Linked DNA regions of Mus musculus: region 1 is linked to region 2. Evidence: chromatin contacts called from ENCODE POLR2A ChIA-PET data. All regions are on one chromosome and are shown on one strand. Each heading gives the region's core, a stretch centred on a gene start or an enhancer-like site at or near the end of the contact. The rest is flanking DNA. Distances are from core to core; before and after follow the strand shown. Region 1 holds the start of Sec23ip (Sec23 interacting protein). Region 2 holds the start of 9130023H24Rik (RIKEN cDNA 9130023H24 gene).

Region 1 (3,015 bases), core at 437-2,936, 510 kb after region 2:
CAGGACAGCCAGGGCTACACAGAGAAACCTTGTCTTGAAAAAACAGACAAAAAACAAGAAGAAGAAGAAGAAGGAGGAGGAGGAGGAGGAGGAGGAGGAGGAGGAGGAGGAGGAGGAGGAGGAGGAGGAGGAGGAGGAGGTGGTGGTCACTCAGTCACTCAGGGCATGCCCTTAAAAGGTATATCTCATTCTGGGCCCTCTTCTGTCCCTTTTCTCATCTTAATTGTTATTTTAGTTTTTTTTCCCCTTCCTGTTATGGTTTAAAATAAAAAAAAATCATATGTTGAAGTTAATTATGCAAAGTGATGGTTTTGGAATTTAGGCCTTTCTCTCTCTCTCTCTCTCTTCTCTCTCTCTCTCTCTTTTTATTCGAGACAGGGTTTCTCTGAATAACCCTGGCTGTCCTGGAACTCACTTTGTAGACCATGCTGGCCTTGATCTCAGAAATCCGCCTGCCTCTGCCTTCCAAGTGCTGGAATTAAAGGTGTGCAACACCACAGCAGGGCTGGTCCTCTGGGATCCCTGCACTCATAAAGAGGTTTGAAGCCCTAGTTCTCAAGTTTCAACTTTAGTTTTTCTTCCTCAGGGAAGCTTTTTCTTCCTTAAGTTTTTCGCTAATGATCTGATGGAGAGAGATACATGCTCGCTCTTCCTAGAATGTTTAGATCTCTGTCCCCAGATGATGTCAGTGTTCCAGGAAACACACTTAAGGAAAGCCTGCCATTTATATTATTTTGTGTTTAGTTGATTGTTTTGCCAGATTGTAAACCCAAAAAGGAAGGATTTCAGGTCTGTTTCATATATCACTCTCTGGTATATGGTTCTCAGCCTTGCTTCTTTATGATAAAGAGAATTTTCTTGACCAACTTCTAGTCTAGCATGGCTTTTAGCAGTTTGAGGCCATGTTATCTATGACTCACCAGAAGTTTCCCCATTACTAAGCTCTGTACTTCTTGGCCCCGTTGAAATGCTTGTCGAGGTAAACTCAACACTGCCAGAATTTAATGTTTTTATTCCAGCCAAAACCTGGTAGTAGGCAGATAGGTCCCCAAACCCTAAATTACAGCAGTAACTCTAGAATGTTGCAATTATACATCTTTTCTCTGCCCCTTTGAAACATAAATCGTCTACCACTTGGAACTGCCTTACCAAAGGCACTTTTTGTTGATGCACACATTCAAGGAGATAGTAGCCTGGAGTGGTGGCACACTCCTTTTAAGCTCTTGGGAAGAAGAGGCAGACAGACCTCTTGAGAATTCCAGGCAACATCATGAAAACGTAACTGAAAAAAAAAAAGGAACCCAGCCGATAATAATTCTTACTTCCAATTCTTATGACCGCCTGTCATAAAGATATAAGAATTGCAGTGTGTGGTGGTATTAATCTCAGAAATGGAAGAGCTGAGGCAGGAGGATAAAAAGTCAGTCTGGGCAGCATAGAGAGATCCTGCCTCGCAAGCAAGCAAATAAACCAACCAACCAAAAACAGATACTCCATGAGAAACTCAGGGCGTCCAGGACATCTCAGAATCTGCGACTTCGAGCGTCAATTAACGCTAGGATTCATCGGCCACACCTCTCTATTCTATGCTGTGATTCCAGAGGCTGACCCAGTCTCGCGAGACCGAGGCTGTCACGTGATAGGCTTGGGTCTGAAGCCGATTCCACCTTATTGATTTTGGGCGGCGTCAAATTCCGGAAGAAAACCGATCCCGGAGTCGCTGGCCTGTGGCACCTGTGCGCAAGTGCGGAAGTGCGGTGGCATCCTCGCTAACCGGTTTCCGGTCTGTGTGCAGCACCGGGCTCGCAGAGCCACGTAACGGCCGGGGGTCTGCAGCCATGGCGGATAGGAAGGCTAACGGCGGCGGAGCGTCCGCCTCCTCGTCAGGCACTAACTTACTCTTCTCCTCCTCGGCCACGGAGTTCAGCTTCAACGTGCCCTTCATCCCCGTCACGCAGGCCGCCGCCTCCCCGGCTTCCCTGCTCTTACCCGGAGGTAGTGAGCCGAGGGCGCTTGGGGGCCAGTGTCTGTCCCGGGAGGCGGGTGGGACAGGAGTGTCGCCTGCTCTGAGTCGCTTGCCAGGGTCAGCAGTGACCAGCTTTCAGAGGGCCAGGGACTGGAGGATCCTGGAGGAGGGGCTCCGGTGATGAGGCTTGGAACTCCTGTCATTGCGCAACTGTTTGTTGAACACCCACTGGTGTGCTGGTGCTGGCAGAAAACGCAGCTAAATTAGACAGTTACCCTTTGCTAGAATCCGAAAGCTGCTCTCTTACTGGGAAACACCGGTGATAGGGTAGGACATCACCTAGGAGACAGTAAGTTTCTCCAGAGGAGACAATGCCTCTCTTGTAGAGGACTATACACTCTCTCCTAGTAAAAGCCCCCCCGTTACACTTTTGATTAAGCTCTGTGTATATCTGGGAAGGCTGATTTCTCTCTCTCTCTCTCTCTCTCTCTCTCTCTCTCTCTCTCTCTCTCTCTCTCGTTTGTCTCTGTCTCTCTTTCTCGTCTGTCTCTCTCTGGTGGTTTGGAGCACAGACTGTGTTCAGACCCGGCACTGCCATTAACTTGCTGTGTGGCCTCAGTCATGACATTTTACCTGTCTGCTTAGATTTCATGTTTTCAGCTCCTATCCCTGGGTTTGAGAGCAAGGTCTCTCTGTGTAGTACTGACTGTCCTAGAACTCACTGTGTAGATCAGGCTGGCCTCAAACTTAAAGGATCCACCTGCCTCTGCCTCTCTGCCTCTGAGTGCTGGGATTAAAGGCATTCGTCACTATACCCTGTCTCATTTTTGTAGAGTTCTATATCTAGTGTCCCACACGTATTGTTGTGTAAATACTTGTGAGCTAAGTACTCTGCCCCTCCATGTGGACTGTGAACTTCTTACCTCTTTTCATTTTCAGGGTCCTGTTTTTTAGTGCCTAGCACACAGGTGCTTGTTAGGTGCTGAGCTTTCCCCACCAAATAATTCCTCCTTGGAGGACTAAGGGGAGTTTCCCGCAGAAGGGAAGAA
Region 2 (2,838 bases), core at 72-2,571:
AAACTCTTGCCACAGAGGCCACAGCGGTAGGGTTTCTCACCAGTGTGAGTTCGCTGGTGCTGGATCAGGTTGGAGCTAACCCTGAAAGTCTTTCCACACTCAGCACACGCATAGGGCTTTTCCCCAGTGTGCACCCGCTGGTGTTTTGCTAGGTCTGCACTGCGACCAAAGGCCTCTCCGCACTCCATGCACTTGTGCGGCCGGAGACCTGAGTGAGAACGACGGTGTTTAGTGAGATTAGAGCTGAGGCTGAAGCAACGGCCACATTCTGGGCAGGGGTATGGTTTTTCACCACTGTGAACTCGGTAATGCTTAACCAGATCTGAGCCACGCCGGAAGCTTTTGTCACACTCTGGACAGCTGTAAGGGCGGTCACACCCATGGCTGCTTTGATGGTGAATGAGATCAGAGAGACTGGGTACAGCCAACCCACAATCCCTACACTTGAAAGCTTTGGGGACTGCAGGATCACTGGTCTTGACAAAGGTTTCTTCCTTGGGGCCAGAGCCTGACCTACATAAGTACTGCTGGTCCAGCATTTTTTCCACGGGGGCTGGTTGTTCCGGCCGCGCCAGGAGGGGGCGCTCATGTAGCGCGGTCTCGCGATCCAGGGGCGACCTGGGGGCTCCCGGGAATTTTGACGTCCGGTTCTCCAGCAGCTTAGCCCCATCTAGATTCTCCCTGGTCACTTCTGGAGCCGCAAGTTCCATTGCGGCCGAAAAGCGCTCGGTTTCCTAAATGCCACCCGTTTAACTCATCAGCACAGTTGGAGAACGGGGCACTGGAGGCTTGGAGGCCGGTACCGGAAACGGAAAGGTCCCCAAGCCCGAGAGACTCTAGGAAGTGGCAGCGAACTTTCCCGGTAGGTTTAACTCTTTCATTCGCTTGGCGAGACCTTTCTGTCGGGAACTTAGCACTTTTGAAACGGCTTGGGGTTCTGCGAGTCTGTCAGTCCGGCTTTCGGAGCCATTGATCACCGCGCTTTGAGGGTTGCCAATCAAGTCTGAACGTCGCCGACAAGGACGTACCGGGAGCGAAGTGGCTAAGTCACGTTGGGGAGCACAGGACAGCACTAAGACTCCACCGCGGGGCGTCTGATCCTAGGAGCAACAGTTCACTCTTCGGCCCCGGGAGGAGTTTCTCACCCACTTAAACTGCACTAAGCTTGGCGCCGACTACATATCCCAGCATGCACCGCACGCGCCTCTTACTTTCCCACAGATAAATACCATTCTCGCCATGTCTTCTGCGACTGTGCAAGTACCGGAGTTCCAGAATCTAGAACTTGAACTTCCGACTCGCAAGATAACTGCGGCGGCGCTATTCCGAGGAGCAGCCTGGCCACGCCCCCCTCTTCCAGTTCCGCTCTCTCAGAGTACCGGCGAGACGCGGGGCGGAGCCTGAGGCCCGGGCCAAGATGGCGGCTGCGAGACCGGCCCTTACGGACTCGCTCTCGTTTTGCCTCGCGCAGCTCACGGCGGCGGCCGGGGAGGGGCCAGGTGGGGGAAAGGACCCAGCTACCAACGAGACACCCCTGGGCCGCGCGCTCTTAGCTCTTCGCACGCGCCACATCAAGGCGGCAGAGGGGATTGAGCGCTTCCGGGCACGCGGCGGGCTCCGCCCCCTTCTCGCCCTGCTCCGCCGAACGGCTGCTGCGGGCCCCGCCCCGTCCCAAGCAGCCTCTGGCTCCGCCCCTTCGTCGGTTGCGTCAGCTGGTTCTACCCCTGGCCACGCCCCCGCTGCCGAGTCGCTCTTGACGCCTTCGTTGCCAATGCGCCTGCGCAAGACGCTGGATTTGGCGCTCAGCATTCTAGCCAACTGCTGTACAGAAGGGGCGTGCCGGGCCGAAGTGCGGAGACTTGGAGGCATTCTCCCTTTGGGTAAGTGCTCCGCCCCCATTTCTTAGAAAGGTTCCAACCCACAGTATCTGCGCTGCCCTTCCATTATGCCAGGCCTCTGAGTACATGCTTTGTGATGGTGCAGCGCCACTCATCTCCTCAGGTGTGATGCTATGTGACGTCACTGCTCTCTCCATAAATTAGACCTGGACCTGCCCAGACCAGAAGTAGATACTGACTCCTGCCTCACTTTTGAGCAAGTGGCTTATACTTTGTTTTTGGTGCTTCTCGGGGACAGTACCCGTCCCTGTGCAAGGCTTCACATGGAAGAGCAGGAGGCCAGAAAGTGTAGTTTTAAAAGTTAGAAAGTGAGTTTAAAAGTCAGACATACCAAGCAAATCACCCAACCCCTCCAAAGCAAGAATTCTTTGTGTAATAACAATAGCTACCCGACAGGATTGAAGTTGAGTAGAAAATGAAATTCAAATGTACAGTGCCCAGACTCCAAGCATAAGTGGGTACTTAAACACAGGAAACAAATTCCAGCAGAGGATCAGCCTTTCTGTGTACCGGGTGATTTGGCGCCTCCTTATGGTGATGATGGGAACAAAGTTGCATCATTGCCTGTCCTGTATCTCAATTTTGACAAAAATCTTAATTTTTAAAGTGAAGCATTTTTATATTTAAACTTGCATAGATTGCAAGTAATGTGTTTGACAGTAGGCTTGATGGAATGCCAAGTTCTCTCTAACCTTGCCTGCTGTGCTGGGCCGTATTGCCTTTTGATTGGCAGGGATAAAAGTTAACTTGGTTCAAGCCAAGTTACCTGGACTACATGACCACTTCAGCCGCTCTTCCTGACATATTCCTTTCTCTGGTAATACCCTCCCACCGCAGTTGCCGGAGTGTATCTTGTCATTCCCCTTAAAGCCCTTTGGTGGCTTCTGTGGCCTTCACATTTATATTTTGACTCCTTGGACAGGCATTTGAGGGGCTTTGT

The links. ChIA-PET counts read pairs that join two places held with the same protein, here RNA polymerase II (POLR2A).
Region 1: POLR2A ChIA-PET joins it to region 2 with 10 read pairs in Patski. The contact joins the promoter of Sec23ip here to the promoter of 9130023H24Rik in region 2. POLR2A ChIA-PET finds 5 or more read pairs at or near these places in 2 of 5 experiments (Patski and embryonic stem cell).

The regions. Positions count from the first base shown.
Region 1 is chr7:128,743,184-128,746,198 of GRCm38, forward strand. It overlaps Sec23ip (Sec23 interacting protein), which reads left to right and starts at 1,687. Exons shown (of 19, transcript NM_001029982.2): 1 at 1,687-1,995. The coding sequence starts at 1,839.
Region 2 is chr7:128,236,710-128,239,547 of GRCm38, forward strand. It overlaps 9130023H24Rik (RIKEN cDNA 9130023H24 gene), which reads right to left and starts at 1,322. Exons shown (of 1, transcript NM_177001.3): 1 at 1-1,322. The coding sequence starts at 710. It overlaps Armc5 (armadillo repeat containing 5), which reads left to right and starts at 648. Exons shown (of 6, transcript NM_146205.2): 1 at 648-1,880. The coding sequence starts at 1,418.